2 separate regions of the Homo sapiens genome follow, and region 2 is linked to region 1. A link is a contact called in ENCODE Hi-C or POLR2A ChIA-PET data. All regions are on one chromosome and are shown on one strand. The core of a region is the stretch at or near the end of the contact, and the rest is flanking DNA. Distances in the headings are between cores, read along the strand shown. Region 1 overlaps LOC105373953 (a long non-coding RNA gene). Region 2 holds the start of COPS8-DT (COPS8 divergent transcript).

Region 1 (3,368 bases), core at 722-3,221:
GTTGTTGTTTTTGTTGTTTTTTGAGATGGAGTCTTGCTCTGTCACCCAGGCTGGAGTGCAGTGGTGCAATCTTGGCTCACTGCAAGCTCTGCCTCCTGGGTTCACGCCATCCTCCTGCCTCAGCCTCCTGAGTAGCTGGGACTACAGGCGCCCACCACCATGCCCGGCTAATTTTTTTGTGTTTTTAGTAGAGACGGGGTTTTACCATGTTAGCCAAGATGGTCTCGACCTCCTGACCTCGTGATCCGCCTGCCTCCATCTCCCAAAGTGCTGGGATTACAGGCATGAGCCACCATGCCCGGCCCACACTGCAGTTTTTAAGTGTTTGACAACCTCTGGGAAGAAGGCACAGGCAAACAAGCTACTAAGTCAGAAATCTTGTGGGGAGTCTAAGAACGAGGTTACTGGCTTGCAGGAAGGGGGTCCTGCCACATTACTTCTCTGCCAGCCTTGAAACCAAAAATGCTGCTCATCTGGGTTGCTCAAAGACCTATAACTTAGCATCTCCATGGAAAGCCATAAGAGTGGAGTTAGGTTTGTTCTTTTCCCTGCCAGGGCTATAGTGGTGGCAACTGGGGAAAATTGTTTCCTGATATTTGGAGGAATAGATGCTGGTGTCGGGGCAGTGGAAGACCTGCCTAGGCTTCCAAAGGACTCAGCACCATGGTGGGCCACACCCTGCAAGGTTCACAGCTTGATCCTCATGCAATAAGAGTTCAGCTTCGGAACTCTGGTTGATATTTTTAGACAATGCAAAAAGCTTGTTTCTCTTCAAACTTTGAAATACTAATTTCAGCATTCATCAGTGGATCTTGCCTGCAACACATCCTATCATGTTGTTCTAATGGTGATTATATATTTCCTTCAATCCTTATACATTTACCAGCTGGAATTCTTTAAGAGTGGTCCCCAATTAATTAACTAATTTATTTATTAAATTATTTATATCAGCATAGACCCATGGATATAATTATTGCTATTACTCTTAATATTTGCTCAAATATTCGTCCATTGGGGGTTCTTTCAGGTTGGCGTCTGTGCCCAATGGACCTGTCCCTGTCCCTTTTTGATCCGTTTCTTATATCTGTCATCTTATCAGCTCTAGGCTCATCAACCAGTCCTGAAATCAACCACTTTCCCGGGATTATTTTGTTGGAGAACAGTATTTAGAACTCAAGATCTGGGTGCTAGATATGCTCATTGGCCCTGTGGTGCCACTGCTTTTAGTCTCTTCCCATTCAGTTCAAAGTTAGGGAATGTATGTTTGTGCACACATTCATGCATAAACACACATCTATATTTATTTTGCCTATCTATCTTCATCAGCACCATTGTCCCTCTATACTTATCTATCCATTAAAAATCCATGAGTTCATACTGATGCCTCCAATTCCAATAGAATAGCCGAAAGATGATTCTAGCTGTCACCTCTTTGTATTCGTAACTAATTTCTCTGACAGTAAGACATGTGGCTCCCTTTTTCTGTACTTTATTTACATATTTGTTCCCTACTCATAGTATGGTTTCAGAGTAGTGACTCATTCTCTTGTGAAAAACAAATGTACTAACTAGAGTACTCTATTTGTGTGTAGATTTTGTTCTTAGTCTTAATAAATTTTTTTGGCATTATCTAGGTTAGTTCTTTTCTTCCTCATCCCTTCCAGTGTGGTTATACTATTTATTTATAATAAAGTTAGGTACATTTACTTTTTCTCTGTGTATATTCCATTTTTGGGTCCCTGAACATTGTAGCTGATTTTAGAAAAATGTATATACATTAAAATTCACTTTGTGGTGTCCATTTTTATAGGTTTTGACAAACGCATGGAGTCATGTATTCACCACGCTAGCCCTTTATCCCAGGGCTATATTAACTCTCCTGCTTTCTGTGACAAAAAAGTAAGCAGGGGCTTTGATCATCTTGGCAACCCATAGTATGATACACTAGTCCCTTATATGAGTCATAATGTTAATTCCAGTTGGTGGGCAGAAAATGACAAGTACTCTGGATGCCTTCGTAAGACACATTTGTACCAGATAGTGGAAGATAAAACCTACAAAGAGTCAGGAGTCTCTCACATTGATGACATTTTAAGGGGGTCACTAGTCTAGGACATGCTGTGATCTCTTCCCAATAAAAAATTATTGTATCTCACACCCCCTACCACCATCAAAGAGGCAAAAAGCTATGTTGTTCTCTTTGGAATTGAAAGCCATTTACACTGTGCTGAACACTGCCTTGACCTATGTACTGAGGGATCTGCAAGGCTGCCAGTTTGGAGTAAAGCCCAGAACTAGAGTCGGCTCTGCAGCATGTTCACAGGTCAGGCTGCCCTACACTTCAGGCTATCTGACGCTGCAGATCCAAAGCTTGTGGTGGAAAAGAATGTGGAGTTGTGGTTGTTACAAGCCCAATAGGTGAGTTGCAGTGTCGACCACTGGAGTCCTGGAACAAAGCTGTGCCTTCTGTGGCTCACAGGTATTCCCCATTTGAAGAGAAGTTCCTGGCATGCTACTGGGCCTTAGTAGGGCCAGAGCATCTGGTCTTGGGGTATTAAGTGACTGTGGACAAACCATCCATTATGAAGTGGGAAGTGTCAGACTCACCAAGTCATCAGATTCAGTGAATGCTGTAGCAATCCATTGGATGATGGTAGGGGTACGTATGGGAGCAGGTCCAGAAGGCACCAAAATGCAAGAAGAAGTGGTCCAGATGCTTCTCAGTTCACTTTCATCCACCTCCCTGTGCCGGGACCTAATTTCATCAGGTCCTAATCACCTGATGCATAAAAAAAATAACTCAGACTTGCTTCTAAGATGGGTTGACTAGAAATGCTGGGGGAGCCAAGAATGGACTGTTTTCACACAGTGGCCATAATCAGGGTGCCCCTAAAGAATAACGGTTGAAGGGAATCATCCCAGTGGGTGAACTGCAGTAGACTTGGTCTGTCACTTGTCCTCTGACAACTGCCATTCTAGAGTTTACTGAATGCCTGTTTACTGACATGCAATTCTACAAACCATGGCTTTGGACCAGAAGACCTATTTTACGAATCTGCTGGTCTTACCATATATCACATCGCCAGGGAACATCTGGCATACCAGAATTATGCACCTATTAAAGGACCAAGTCTTCTACTTATTTAGGGGTGTTGTACCCCGGAATGCAACATATGGAGTAAGCTCACAGCTGATGCACGGGTTCCCCATTTGCTACAATATTTAGGCTTGTGCAACAAGGAGTTGAAGTAGAATTGCCTCTGGTCCTGTAGCTTCCATTAATCCACTGTGGAATTTGTGCTTCTCATTCTTATAACATCAGACCCTGCTGAAGCACAGGCCCCAATTTCCTGGGATAGAACTTCCTC
Region 2 (3,259 bases), core at 1-2,500, 150 kb after region 1:
TTACCCTTTAACTTTCATTTTTAAAATAATATTTTATAAATGCTAATTTTAAAAGTAAGCCTTTTTAGTCTAAGACTATAAGTAATCTTATAGTCCTATTATAGATTTAGAAACAGCTTAGAGAAGTATCAAACACGAAAATTCTGAGTATTAAGTTTATATTCGTCATCAGCTTTGATTTATCTCCCTTTGGGCTTCAGTTTCTTTATACATTCAAGAATATGTAAGTGGATCCCCTTCCCCAGTTCTCAAATTCCCATTTAAATGATCTTACTATTATAAGAAACAAATTCGACAGATTCCTGAAGCATTCTGATTCTGCCCATTACATCAAGCGTCCTGAATAAGAGACAGAAAATCACCACAGCTGCGTTGCAAAGACAATTCTTTCCATTTTAACTCAACTGGAAAGTATCTATTATCTATTAGTGAGCTGCTGCTTCTGGATGTTGTCTCCTTTATTTAATTTTAAAACTAATGATATAAACCCTTTTTAAGTGTCTAAGAAAAACATTAACTTTAACAGCTGCATAACTTTCATCTGTCTTACTGAAGACAAAATGGCAAGCTAACTTGACAACATTACGAGAAAGGCTTTGTGAGTTAAAAAAAGGTTACAATGGTCACATTTTTCTTGGTGTGCGTGTGAGTTGCGGTGTGTGTGTTAGTGTGTGTGTGTATACCAAGATCTTTAATAAAACCCACTTTACTACCCTCTCCCAACCCGATACTGGGAAGGAAAGATGCCTAATTAATATGAGCTCATCGGTAGGTGCTGGAGCAAAGACGCACAGGGTTTTCGGGCTCACAAGCTGAAGACACATAACAAAAAGGTCCCGGCGAGTTCGGGGAGACCGGGCCCGGTCGGAGCAGGTTGCGGCGGTCAGGGATCCACACGTCCACCTCCCACGCCCGCCCCGTGAGCTCCCAAAGCCCGCTAGCCTCAGACCCCGTTACCCTGGAAACTGGTGCCGCCCCAGGGCCTAAGACTACTCCGCAGTTTCTCCCAGCGCGACGCAAAGGGTTACCTCGAGCTCCTGGTTCTCGCACTGATCCAGCAACTTTTTGAAACTAAAGGCGCTTTCCGCCATCACCGCCACTGGCATCTTCGCGGCCGGCCTCGCCGCTGCACCGTCCGGACAGCCAAACCCCAGACTGTCCCTCAGGCGTCGCGCCCGCGATGACGTTTAAAGCCGCCGTTGCCGCCGAGCGCCCCTGCGTACCAGACCGTCAGTTCCGGGGCGCCGTCAGACATCGCTGCGGCCGGGATAGGGCGCCGCCGTTCTGGCCGGCTTTCTCGGTGCCCTGGAGGACCTGGCCGGCTCCGCGGGAAGCTGTACTCAGAGCGCGCGGCCGCCCTCTGGCAGGGAGGAGTTCGTTGCACTTTTGAGGGTTCTTCACGAAGACATCCAATACATAGAAAACAAGTAACAGCAACAGTAACGAATTTTTAAATATTAAAATTGCTGGGGAACACGACGGATCCTGCAGCTGCTCGGCTGTCCCGGTCGTCAGTGACGCTAGGGCTCCGCACCGTACCCTGCATACCGTAGGTGCTCACGAAACGTTCGTGAGTTCCCTGCTCTGAGGAAACAAGCTTAAAAACTCAGAATCTAAGGTGTGAGTCTCCGCAAACCTGCTTGTTGGGCAGCGTCCCCCGCCCGGGCTAGCCCTGCACGCCCCACCCCGGAGCCACGCTTCTCCAGCCGGGACCCCTGCCTCCTTCCAGGCTATTCTCGGAACCGCAGCCAGAGGGAATTTTTTTTTCCTTTCCTGAAACGTAGAGCAGATCTGGTTACTCTTCTGCACAACGCCCTAAAATCTAGGGCCCTTCCCATCCCTCAGAATTTACATCTAATTCTCAGCTCCCCTCCGGCTTGCTGTAGCCATCCTGGCTTTTGTTTAGCACAGCACTTACTGTTAGTGACATTATATTGTATATTATTAACATATTTGTGTTTTACATCCCTCACTAGACCCCCAGGAAAGAGGCTTTGATGTGTTGCCTGCTGCAAGGCTGGCTGCATAATTTGTGGAGCTCAGAGAAAAGTGCGGAGCTTCCTTGTTCAAAAAACAGAAAGAAAGTGCCTCTGAGGTCATAAAATATAAAACTTTCTCTTTCCTCTCAGTTTCTCTCTTTTCATAGTGTTTTTATGTGTTATTTAATATCATTCCAAGAAAAATTTAGATTTAAATTGTTAGCATGAAGTTCACCATCCATCTTTACGTTGTGCAATGCCAGTTTTAAATACTAATATAAGTGCACTGATCTCATATGTGGAATCACAGAAATTATGCAATTTGTACTTCATAGCTTATACATGCATATAGATTTTGTTTTTACCAGAACCACGCTGGTAAAAACAGATGCTGCACAAAGTGAACTTGCCCGTTTTCATCGCACTTTACGTGCACGAATTCTACCTCTACTCTCGACCTGGGACTCACCGATGCGTAAGGAAGGACTGAAAAGCAAAAGAACTATGGACTGGCCTTTTGGCATGATCAGGTGTCTAATATAAAGAAGTGCATGAATAAGAAAATATATGATATGAGTGATGGTTAATACTGACTGTCAACTTGATTGGATTGAAGGATGCAAAGTATTGATCCTGGGTGTGTCTGTGAGGGTGTTGCCAAAGGAGATTAACATTTGAGTCAGTGGGCTGGGAAAGTTCGACCCACTGTTAATCTAGATGGACACCATCTAATCAGATGCCAGTGCAGCTAGAAATGTAAAGCAGACAGAAAAATGCGAAAAGAGAGACTGGCCTAGCCTGCCAGCCTACATCTTTCTCCCACGCTGGATGCTTCCTGCCCTCGAACATCAGACTCCAAGTTCTTCAGTTTGGGACTTGGACTGGCTCTCCTTGTTCCTCAGCTTGAAGACTGCCCATTGTGGGACTTGTGATCATGTGAGTTAATACTTAATAAACTCCTCTCTCTCTCTCTATATATATATATATAAATATATATATCCTATTAGTTCTGTCCCTCTAGAGAACCATGACTCATACAATATGGTTTCTTCATGCTTCTTAAGACACCATTGCCTTCTTTCTGCCTTCGAAACAAGTTTACTCTCTTAAGGGGAAAAGTGCGGCCTTTTGGGGTGTCAGCACCCAGCTCCCTCAGTTGTAGATACAGCACGAGTACCTTGTGCTCACTTTGAGTCTTGCTGGCCTCGCAACATCAGGGGTCCACAGGGAATTCAGTGTGCATGGTGCATTATGAATGCTGTATGGAACATCAGTGGCCA

The links. A loop is a pair of places that touch in the nucleus more often than their neighbours do. ChIA-PET counts read pairs that join two places held with the same protein, here RNA polymerase II (POLR2A).
Region 2: a map of DLD1 shows a loop between it and region 1 (4-fold over the local background). The contact joins the promoter of COPS8-DT here to the enhancer-like site in region 1. A Hi-C loop is called at or near these places in 1 of 168 maps with a recorded cell type or tissue (DLD1). POLR2A ChIA-PET finds 5 or more read pairs at or near these places in 1 of 52 experiments (AG04450).

What each region holds. Positions count from the first base shown.
Region 1 is chr2:237,234,519-237,237,886 of GRCh38, reverse strand. LOC105373953 (a long non-coding RNA gene) reads right to left here. Exons shown (of 6, transcript XR_924035.3): 4 at 2,608-2,779. Among named protein-coding and RNA genes, the nearest start is that of COPS8, 150 kb to the right of the region's middle. Within about 2 kb of position 1,971, at least 12 of the 41 ENCODE cell types and tissues checked have a DNase peak (open chromatin) inside an H3K27ac peak, as active enhancers do.
Region 2 is chr2:237,083,812-237,087,070 of GRCh38, reverse strand. COPS8-DT (COPS8 divergent transcript) reads left to right here and starts at 1,250. Exons shown (of 3, transcript NR_187934.1): 1 at 1,250-2,915. It overlaps COPS8 (COP9 signalosome subunit 8), which reads right to left and starts at 1,182. Exons shown (of 8, transcript NM_006710.5): 1 at 1,029-1,182. The coding sequence starts at 1,106. RefSeq lists enhancers at 347-1,241, 1,052-1,601, 1,242-2,136.